Linked DNA regions of Homo sapiens: region 1 is linked to region 2. A link is a loop called in an ENCODE intact Hi-C map of the cell type or tissue named here. Cell type or tissue: PC-3. All regions are shown on one strand. Each heading gives the region's core, and the rest is flanking DNA. Links, peaks and the distances in the headings are about the cores only.

Region 1 (5,491 bases), core at 329-5,328, 95 kb before region 2:
CTGCACTCCAGCCTGGGCGACAGAGTGAGACTCCGTTTCAAAAAAAAAAAAAAAGAAAGAAAATGTAGATTACTTCTGTACCTGTCTAAAACTCCCCATGGCTTATACTGCACCCCTGAAAAATCCAAAGCCCTGACCATGATCTGATATTCCTATACGGTGTGGTCCTGACCTCCTCTTTCATCCCATCTTGGGCCATTCGCACTCACAGGGCAACCACAACACCCTTGCCCTCTGTCCTTCCACCTGGCCAGGCCCATTCACGTGTGAGGGCCTTTGCACCCACTGGCCACGTTCGAAATGCTCTGCTTCCAGCCCTTGGGTTCCTTGTTGTCATTAAGATCTCAGCCCTAGTAGCTTCTCCTCAGAGACATCGTCCTTGGACATCTATTTAATGTAACCTTCCCACTCTCTCTGATGTCTTCTATTGCATCACTGTTTTGGTGTTTGCATCATACTTGGCACCACCTAAATTTTTTGTCTGTCCAATTTTTTCCTTGTTTGTTATCTATCTTCACCCATATGAATGTAAGTGCCTTGAGAACAGAGACTTGTCAGAGCCGTTTGCCCCCTAGCTCAGTAGGTGCTCAGTAAATACTTCTTGGGTGACTGTGTTGCTTATTAATTCTTCCAGCTGAGATAATAATCTGGACATGAAAATAAAATGTGTTTAAGCAAAATCTTGATCATGGGAATGAACATTTCAAGGGGAAAATGAATGGAGTTTGGTGTCTAAATATAGGAAAGGAATGAGCAATCTAAGACAAGGTTAGCGTGAGGTTCTCAGGGTTGCTGCAGAAAGGTGATACTCTTGGCAAAAATATAAAGGTTGTGGTTAAAAGCCACATTCAGTGAGTATACACTACATGTCAGGCATTACATATTTTTCAGAACCCCATTGGGTAGGCGTCATTATCTCTTACAGATAAGAGATTGATTCAGTGACCCCAAGTTTTTCAGCTGGGTATCCTATTCCAGTGATTGAGGTTGACTTGGTTAAAAGTACTGATTTAAGATCAACTTACAGTTGCAAGCATGGATGGGGGTAAAGATGTACTGTCTGGTCTTCAGAGCTACCTCTCCCCCATTTCCCAAGTTACTGGGCTGAACTGGATGTGGGATATGCATCTCACAACCTACGTTGGCTCACAGGTTCTTTTGCAAATTGGTCTATGCACCTGTAGATTCCTCCAGGTGTCCTCCTCATTCTGAAACAGTCCAGGGTGGGCAACTGGAAATACCTTGAAGAAGACGCTGAAGAGAAAAGTGCCCGGATAAAGGTAGGGGAACCTGATTAATGGAGCAGAATGACACCTGTTATTTTGGAGACAACCACCCGCAGGGTGATAAAACCCCAGAGAAAATAACTGAAATGCAGTACATGAAAATGTTTTGCTTCCATCTTTTTGATCATCCATCTGATAAGTTACTACCTAGAATATGGAAACTTGACTTTGCTAAAAATGAGTTCTATGAGAGAAGCCCAGAGAAGACAATGCTACTGATGCACCTGGAGAGTTGAAGATACTGCAACCGAACACTCAGGTGGTCTCTCACTGGTGGCAGGAAACAAATGTTCTTCTTCAACATAGAAATCACCATGGAGATGGCATTATAGAGCTAGCATCTCAGTGATAAAAAGCCGTGGGGACCAGGTTCCTTGGTCCCTGGGAGTTTATCAGCGGTTGAAAGATACCCTGAGCTTGCCCCCTTTCACCCCTGATCCAGCTAACACACACAGCTCCGCAAGGGCTGGCTCGTTCTCCCAGATTTGCAGCTGTGGAAATGCCAAGATTTAAAATAAATTTTCTTGAAAAAAACCAACATCGATGGAGTGAAGATATTATTACTACATAACCACCAAGTCTTGGTATATGTGTTTCTAACAGTAGTGTGGAGGCAGAAGTGAAGATAAAGATCCCATGAAGATAAGGAGATTTGTTGCAAGGCTGGCATAAAACCTGAGCAGATGATCACAATCTCTGTGTGGTTTATGCTACCTGAGGAGAGACCCAAAGTCCAGGCAGTGCTGGCTTACATCATTGTTTTCCAGGAGCAAGAGCCTAGTACTTTGGTCATTCCAAGTATTTGGGATTGTTCAGTAGAGCATCAGTTCTTGGTACCCAACATATATTATTTTAAATTGGAGAACTGAAGCAACCAAAGGTGGGGTGATGTCCTCATTCATTCTAACTAGAGTTGACTCTGGCACATTTGGCTACCTCAAGGTAACTCGGTACAAAGGATTGTATTCACTTGGATCTGATAGCAAGGAAACACTCCTATAGTTACAGATGTGATGTCACTGAGAGGCAAGCATGGGTTAGGTAGTGAGAGACATACTATTTTGGAGTTGGACAAGACTGGATTTTAATCCCATCTCCAGCAATTAATTGCCCATTGTAAAATGCTAAGTTTAATAAAGATATGATCTCAACCACCTGTCAGAGCCGGAGTGAGGATTAAATTCAATTATTTTGTGCAGCACCTGGTGCATGTAAAGCCCTCAGTCCATACTCATTCAAAACTCACTCTTACCACACAGCCTCTCCCTCCAGCCTTGCTTCAGGAGGTCTCCCGTAACTGAGGGAGAGTGGAGCCCCTGGCGGGACTGGAGACAAACAAATGGACTTTCCTTGCCAATTGAAATAAAGACAACCCTCTTTGCTCAGGAGGAAGCAGGCTCCAGGGACTTGGGAATCTCAAAATATGGTCATGAGTCACAGGTGAGACAAGAGGGTCTTCCCACAGGTCTGTGAATTAATCCAGAAGTGCAAGTCTTTTCTTTGGTTTTTACAGATGAATGGTACCCAAATCCATACACTCTCAACTTGCTACAGTACTGGCTATAGGTGAGTTACTAGTGGCCTAAAATGATGGAAGGCCCTAGGAAAATTCCCTGTGTGGCACTTGAGACTTCCTTACCCCTTCTGTGGACAGTCGTTATCCCTTGTGTGGGGAGTAGATGGAATTAATAAGCTGTGATATTATTTCTGGGCAAGGTGCAATAAGACGTGTTTGTTCCTCCCAAGGTGGAGATTACAGAATTGTAGTGAGGGAAGGGGGTGATAATACAGCATCCAAGGAATGTTTAGAGAGTTATACTTGCCTGCTTTTTGACATGTGTGTCTCTAGAGAAGTCTAGGTGGACTCCTGTCCATCAACATCTCAATGTAAAAGAGCATTGCTGTTGGATGTCATCACCAGTCCCCTTCCAGGTCCCTGCAGCTATTGTGGTTAGCATTGCTGTTCCCATGGCTCAAGTGGCTTTGGACTAGTAGGTAATGGGTGGGGGAAGAAACAGCTCCCCTCCCCTCCCCCACCCCACCCTACCCTGTGTATATTCCACTTCCTGAGACTTGGGCTATGCCTACAGGAAGTAACAGAAACCGTTGGTGTGCCCCTAGCTCCCTCCCCTCTGCCAACTGCACAGTTGCACTTACTGAGGCTGGGCTGCAGGTGGCAGGCACCCCTCTGTGATCCTGCCATGGCCAGAGGAACTCATTCTACACCAGCTCTTGGGTGTAAAGTTGTACGGATACTGAAGACTTCCATCCTCAGGCCAAAAGGTCAGGATCAGTGCAGCTTATACCTGCGCTCACAAAGAAAGAGAACAAAAGGAGAGTCCGTGGCCATGGCTGCCTCCAGTACCCATTTAATTGGCATCTTGAATCAAGTAGAACTGTTTTTAGGAGAAGTAACCCATTTTGGAAACCCCAAAAACCTTCAAAACTTAGAGTTAATGAAATAATATTCTAAAAATAAAGTTGATAAAATGTATCTGAATGCATGCATACATAGACCTTGCAAATATCCATTTGATGCTCGCTTAGTTTCGTTAGGGCTCTATTCACTCTGACCTCATCATATGACAACCCACTTGACTCCTGTCTTCCCTTCTGTCCTTCTACTTTGCTGCTAGTGTAATTCTATATTCTTCATTTGCATTCTTTCTCAGAATGAAATCCTGAAAAGCAACCCCATTCGGTATGGACTCAGAATCCCCATGGCATGATCTGATACCACAGGCAATCTCTCTTCCTAACTCAGGGCCCAGGTAACACATGGTAGTGCCAGAGTGTGAGCTGCCTGCTCTCCGGTGAGGGTTAGACCAGGCTTTGGGGAGCTGCCTTGAGTATAGCTGAGTTGTCAAATATGCAAGTGACATAAGCCAGAGGGGCCTGTGTGTCACTCAAAGGTGCTGACACAAGCCAATCTGATCTGGGACCAGTAAATGTTTAATCCAGTGAGACGAATAGAATGCATTCCTGCCAGTGCCCCTACTGCTCTTGCACATGGCAATGCTGCTCCCAGGACTCAAGTGGCTTTGGACTAGCAGGCATTGGCATGTTGGGCAGGGTTGGGGGCAGCTATATGCTGCTTCCTGGAAAAGGACTGTCACTTACATCACAGCCCCCAGCTTCACCTTATCTTCACTCAGATGCCCTCTCAGACTCCTATTCTGCTACTTTTGTGCCTCCTCTTCTCTCTTCATCTCGCTCTCTCTCTCCTCCTACCCCTTAATAACTGACCACTCTCCATATTTTCCAGTCTACAGCCCAAAAGGGAGATGGACACATTGTTTTAGCTAGTTACTCTCTACCCACTTGGACAGTGTCTCTTGCTCCAGGTCCCCTCATTGGTTGCCCACTGGCCTATGGATACTATTAATTGAATTAGCATCCACCTCCGTCACTGCTTATGTGCACAGGGCCTGTTCCCATGGTCATCTTAATCTGAAGTTGGGAAAGCAGCATTATAAATGATGTGCCCAGTACTTAAGGAAAATCAGAGAAGAAAGGCATAGAGACAGGATGCATTCACATTTTGGAGAAACCTACTATATGGCAGACACTATATGTCAGGTACTGTACTAGGTACTTTATAACTGCATGTATCTAGTTAATACTCAAAAAGACTTATCTTTTCCCAGTATCAGAGTTTGCGAATCAGAGGGCTGATATTTTAGCATGGCTCCGGGTTAAAGGGTCCAAAGAGGCCTCCTGCCCAAAGTTAGGATTGCCTTCTCTGAGCAACAGAATTCCCACAAATCTGTGTAGTCTTAGCTGAACAGGATTAGGGTTCCATCTAGTTGTAGTGTGTTCCTTTTCTCAGCCTTGTTTGTGTGCATAGACACAAACATACACCATGGACACTTCCAAAGGAAGAGTGAGTATAGGAAGACACAACTGGGATCTCTTACTATGGTAAGACAGAGTGTTTGGGGTCCTGGATCCCAGCCAGTGCCTTCACTTACATTTCAACATTTCCAAAATAGTTCTTGGAATTTCCACTTTAAAAATGAGAAAACAGACTCAGGAATGTTAATGGACTGTCTGTAAGAGTGCTAGCTGTGCCTTCCCATATTTATTCATCTCTTAACATTGTCTTGCACTCTAGCCAGACTTCCAACCAACTACCCACACCTGTGACTCTACCTGAGTGAGTCCACCCTGCCCGCCTGTAGAGCAGACTGGAATTGCCACAACTC
Region 2 (5,254 bases), core at 1-5,000:
CGGGGAGGAGCCGCCGCGCGCGGGTCCTGGCCAGGGGAGGAGGCAGTGGCGGCGGCGGCGGCGGCAGAGGAGGAGGAGGAGGCGGTGCTCGCGCCGGGCGGTAGAGCGGCGCTGGGACCCATGCGGCCGTGACCCCCGGCTCCCTAGAGGCCCAGCGCAGCCGCAGCGGACAAAGGAGCATGTCCGCGCCGGGGAAGGCCCGTCCTCCGGCCGCCATAAGGCTCCGGTCGCCGCTGGGCCCGCGCCGCGCTCCTGCCCGCCCGGGCTCCGGGGCGGCCCGCTAGGCCAGTGCGCCGCCGCTCGCCCCGCAGGCCCCGGCCCGCAGCATGGAGCCACCCGGACGCCGGCGGGGCCGCGCGCAGCCGCCGCTGTTGCTGCCGCTCTCGCTGTTAGCGCTGCTCGCGCTGCTGGGAGGCGGCGGCGGCGGCGGCGCCGCGGCGCTGCCCGCCGGCTGCAAGCACGATGGGCGGCCCCGAGGGGCTGGCAGGGCGGCGGGCGCCGCCGAGGGCAAGGTGGTGTGCAGCAGCCTGGAACTCGCGCAGGTCCTGCCCCCAGATACTCTGCCCAACCGCACGGTCACCCTGTGAGTATCTCCCGCGACGCTGGGTCCTCTCCCGCTCGGCTCTTTCTTATCTCTCCGCTCAACTTTGGAGCAGGGTCCAGCCGGCACCCACGCGCCTTTGTGTGGAGCTGTAGGCAGGGGGCGGTGCTAGGAAAGACCTCGTGTGCTTGGCATGGGTGCAGTTCAGGGAAAGGCAAGGGAATCTGCGTCCGAGCTGCCTCCCAGCTCCACTAGTTTGCAAAGTAAAGTTTTCGGGTTCTCAGGCGCTCCCCGCGCTGTCCCCGGCGCAGCGCTTTTGGGCTGCGCGGTGCCACGTGAGGATGCAAGTAAACACGCAGTCAACAGAGTTAAAGCTCATTCATCCTGGGCTTGGGTTTCCAGAAAACACAATGCTTGATTGCAAGCGCCAGTCCTTCTGCTTCTTTGCAAATTAAGTTACACTTACGTGGTAGAGTTTGCAAAACACAAGGACTGTGTGCGAGCCCAAACCCCAAGACGCTTCCTTTGCCTTTTGCTATCTTAGTTTTATTACAGTTAAAGAGCACCTTTTAAGATAGAGTTGTTATTAAGGGCTGGAAACATTTCAGATCAATCTGTTTATGTACCTTGCAGTCCCGTTTTCGTGTCTGTGAGGGCTTATATTTAAAAGCCAGGAACATTGGAACTGAAAACCGTGGGTTTATTGAGCCTTCCAACTCGAGGGATTTTTGATTTTCGGATTGAGTTTCCACCTGGAAGGAAAAATTTTGGTAACTCACTTGTGCTGGGATTCACGGTTCAGTTTTGCAAACGTAGTTTTGCCAATTCTAGCTGAACAGTTGGCCCCAGTGACTGTCGAGTTTGTTTTCAGAAGGATGAATTGGTTTGGAAAGTTTTGAGTCTAAGTGTTTCTCATGGGTATTTTGTTCAACTGAAATGTGAGTCCCTTGGCTCGGGGTTCCTCTATGTTGTTTTGGTTGGTTTCCTAAAAAAAGAATCAAGGCAGCCACTATACAAACATGAATGCAAGGACCGCAGCATGATCTATGAAAACACTTAAAGTATGGTTTTAAATGTAACCCAAATTCAGCAGGAGTATACACAGGTAGGCCAGGTATACATTTCATTACTAACACTTTTGTTTACCTTCATTTCCATTTTTTGAATTAGGAAACGTTTAACCATGAAAATTGTGTCTATGTGTCTATTTATGGAGGCATGAAGATGGATGAAAGAGTTTTTGTTTTATTTGACTCCGTTACTAACACGTTACCATGTGGTGGTGGCAGCAGTTATATTTATTTATTTCTTAGTCAGATTCTTTGAAGTGGAAATTTTCGGTATGGGACTTTAATTACAGTCCAAATGGAGAAAATCCCAATGTTGGAGGAGATTTTCTTTGTTACTCTGCAAAAATTAGTCATCATGCAGTTATGTTATAAACATTTAGGTTTTGGGTCAATGAGTGACATTTACGTTGACTCATGTTTAGGTCCAGTTTTTCTGACCTAAAAGTGTCCACAATTTCAGCTGGATTAGGTCAACTACTAGTAAATTGTTGATTTTGCGTTGCAGAAAAAAATAGGGGATATGGTGGTAAATTGATTTTCAGCATATTACCAATTAAACTATTTTTCTACAATTTTTAGAAACTGGTTAAAATATAAGTAACTATGAAATGTCATTTCAATCCAGTTTTTTTTTTTTTTTTTTTTTTTTTTTTTGCCTGAAAGCTTTTTAGATGAAAATAAAGTTAAGGTTGGGCATGGTGGGCTCACACCTGTAATCCCAGGGCTTTGTGAGGTCAAAGCGGGTGGATCCCTTGAGGTCAGGAGTTCAAGACCAGCCTGGCCAACTTGACGAAACCCTGTCTCTACTAAAAATACAAAAATTAGCCAGGCGTAGTGGCGTATGCCTGTCATTCCAGCTACTTGGAAGGCTGAGGCAGGAGAATCACTTGAACCCGAGAGGTGGAGATTGCAGTGAGCCGAAATCGCACCACTGCACTCCAGCCTATGTAACAGAGTGAGACTCCCATTCAAAAAAAAAAAGAAAAAAAAAATTTGTTTAGTGAATGGGAAGAAGATACAATTAAGGATCAATTAAAGCTGTTCTGCTGGTTGTGGTGGCTCATGCCTGTAATCCTAGTACTTTGAGAGGTGGAAGTGGGTGGATCACCTGAGGTCAGGAGTTCGAGACCAGCCTGGCCAACATGCTTAAAGCCCCATCTCTACTAAAAATACAGAAAATTAGCTGGGCGTGGTGGCGTGCACCTGTAATCCCAGCTAGTCGCTACTCGGGAGGCTGAGGCAGGAGAATTGCTTGAACCCAAGGAGAAGGAGTTTGCAGTGAGACAAGAAGGCACCATTGCGCTCCAGCCTGGGTAACAAGAATGAAACTCCATCTCAAAAAAAAAAAAAAAAAAAGAGGAAAGTTGTTCTGGCTGAAGAGGGTTCAAGGTATATGAGGCCCCCTGTAGAGGGGTCTTATGGGCCAGTTTCCTCATTTTACTGGGGAAAGAGTTAGAGTTACTGTAGATAAGGGACTTGCTCACCAGAATTCTCATAGTAGCATCAGAGTCCACGTCCCAGATTCCTGTCCTGCAGTTCAGATGCTTTCTCATTCCTCACCTTGCCTTCATCTTAGTTGAGCACAGTTTTTGTTGAGTGGCCTCTAGGTAGTAGGTAGCGTGTTGAAGTTTGGACTGTGTGTTAGTGCCTAGGGCTGCTGCAGATTACTACAGGCTTGGTGGCTTGAAACAACAAATTTATTCGCTCATAGTTCTGGAGGCCACAAACCCCAAATCAATCTATTAGCAGGGCCATGCTCTCTCTGAGGACTTTAGGAAGAATTCATGCTTGCGTCTCTCATCTTCTGGTTTTCCTTGGCTTGGGGCAGCATCACTTAAGTCTCCGCATCTGCCTTCCATTGGCCTTCTCCCTGTGTGTCTGTGTGTCTCAAGTCCTCTCCTTTCTCTTATAAGGATACCAGTTACTGAATTTAGGGTCCACCCTAGGTCCAGGATGATCTCATCCCAAGATCCTTTAATTAAATACATCTGCAAAGACCCTGTTTACAAGTAAGATCACGTTAAAAGGTCAGGACTTGGACATTTCTTTCTATGAAACACTGTCCAGCTCATGACAGAATACAAATAAAAACATGCTCTTTCTTCTCCAGGAAATTACAGATATTTGGGGAGAAAAATTCATGACTAAGTCTCAGAACAGTATGGTCAATGCTCTATTACCAGGGTGCACATGTAGCAAAAGAAACCCAGAGGAGGGCAACCAGGGCCTCCTTCTCCCTCAATCCTAGTGGGATTGAGGATCCTGAGCCAATTCTGGAAAGAGGAAAAAGATCACTGTGGGGCGGGCGCAGTGGCTCACACCTGTAATCGCAGTACTTTGGGAGGTTGAGATGGGCAGATCACTTGAGACCGGGAGTTCGAGACCAGCCTGACCAACATGATGAAACCCCATCTCTACTAAAAATACAGATATTAGCTGGATGTGGTGGCTTGCACCTGTAATCCCAGCTACTAGGGAGACTGAGGCAGGCAGGAGAATCGCTTGAACCCGGGAGGCGGAGGTTGCAGTGAGTGAAGATCGTGCCACTGCACTTCAGCCTGGGTGACAGAGTGAGACTCTGTCTCAAAAAAAAAAAAAAAAAAAGAAAGAAAGAAAAATATAACTGTGAAGAAAACGGTGAGGGAACAAGGGGAGGAAATGATAGGTTGGAAGTGGGGGACCCCAGGTGCCCACGGGTTTGGAGAGGACAGTATCTGGTTATGCTGCTGTGCAGTTGGTGTTACCGGAATGTCAAAGGTAAGTGTCTGGTGCCCAGGGTGGTCAGAGGAGTCTGTAGGGGCTGAGTCGAGGATGGCCAGGCTCCCTGGTTTGAGCCTTTATCACTTAGGTGTGGCCAGGTGTTTTCAGCTGAGTCGTGATGTGGCCACAGAGAGGAAAATTAACTGATGGGAACTGGGAGAATGGCAAAGATGGGATATAATTTTTTTTTAAATCATGAAAAATAAAGCCATTTCTATTTAATGGATGAACTGGTCTTCATCATAGCCTAAAAGTCAGATCCTTCAACAGTATTGATGAACACCACTTGTTTCTGTAGCTATGCTTAAAGAAAGGTCTGGCAGAAATCCTAGGCTTAACTGTGTGTTCCCCGTGTCTCAGGTAGACTTTTGTATTGAGGGATTAAACCGCTTCTATTATTATAACACAGAAATTGAACAAAAATTTACCTACATTTAGTGTTTTTGTTGAAAATATACTTATTTACTGTATTTCTGTGATTTATATTAAATCTTGCTCAATAATGTAAGTTTTGAAAGTTCTGAGGATTTCATTGATGGAAAGTTTTACAAATTTATCACTGCCTTTCTAAATGTGGGTTCCTCGTGATGCTACTTGGTGACTCTAGACAAATAAAAATATAAAACAAAAATTACTTGTAATTTGTCAGATAACCTCCAGGTTTTTCTCAGACTAACACACTAAAATAGTGTGTAGAGTTTTGGTTCTTCATGTTTGTTATCAAAGAACTAATAATTATTTTGGACATCACCAGTGTGGCTCAGTACAAAGTACAAGAAAAGAAATGCTCGTATTGTTCAGAGACTTAAATCTAGTTAGGAGGAAGGATTTGCACAATAGGAAGCAGACATTTAGGGAACAATTAAAAGACTATCCCTCATTA

What was found. Hi-C counts contacts between places; a loop is a spot of excess contacts. Peaks named below come from ENCODE experiments on the same cell type or tissue, not always from the same donor. Only the 100,000 strongest peaks of a DNase experiment are listed, where the experiment ranks them.
Region 1: it touches region 2 in a loop (6-fold over the local background); 13 of 110 quality-filtered maps call a loop at or near these places.

The regions. Positions count from the first base shown.
Region 1 is chr4:22,605,499-22,610,989 of GRCh38, reverse strand. No RefSeq gene overlaps it. Among named protein-coding and RNA genes, the nearest start is that of ADGRA3, 92 kb to the right of the region's middle. In PC-3, for the core only: a CTCF peak has its summit at 3,448 (motif pointing right); a DNase peak (open chromatin) is centred at 3,439.
Region 2 is chr4:22,510,857-22,516,110 of GRCh38, reverse strand. ADGRA3 (adhesion G protein-coupled receptor A3) reads left to right here and starts at 45. Exons shown (of 19, transcript NM_145290.4): 1 at 45-583. The coding sequence starts at 327. MIR12115 (microRNA 12115) reads right to left here and starts at 799; the gene lies at 726-799. In PC-3, for the core only: no CTCF peak of the experiment used is centred there; a DNase peak (open chromatin) is centred at 1,910; H3K4me3 peaks cover 2,352 bases; H3K27ac peaks cover 2,096 bases.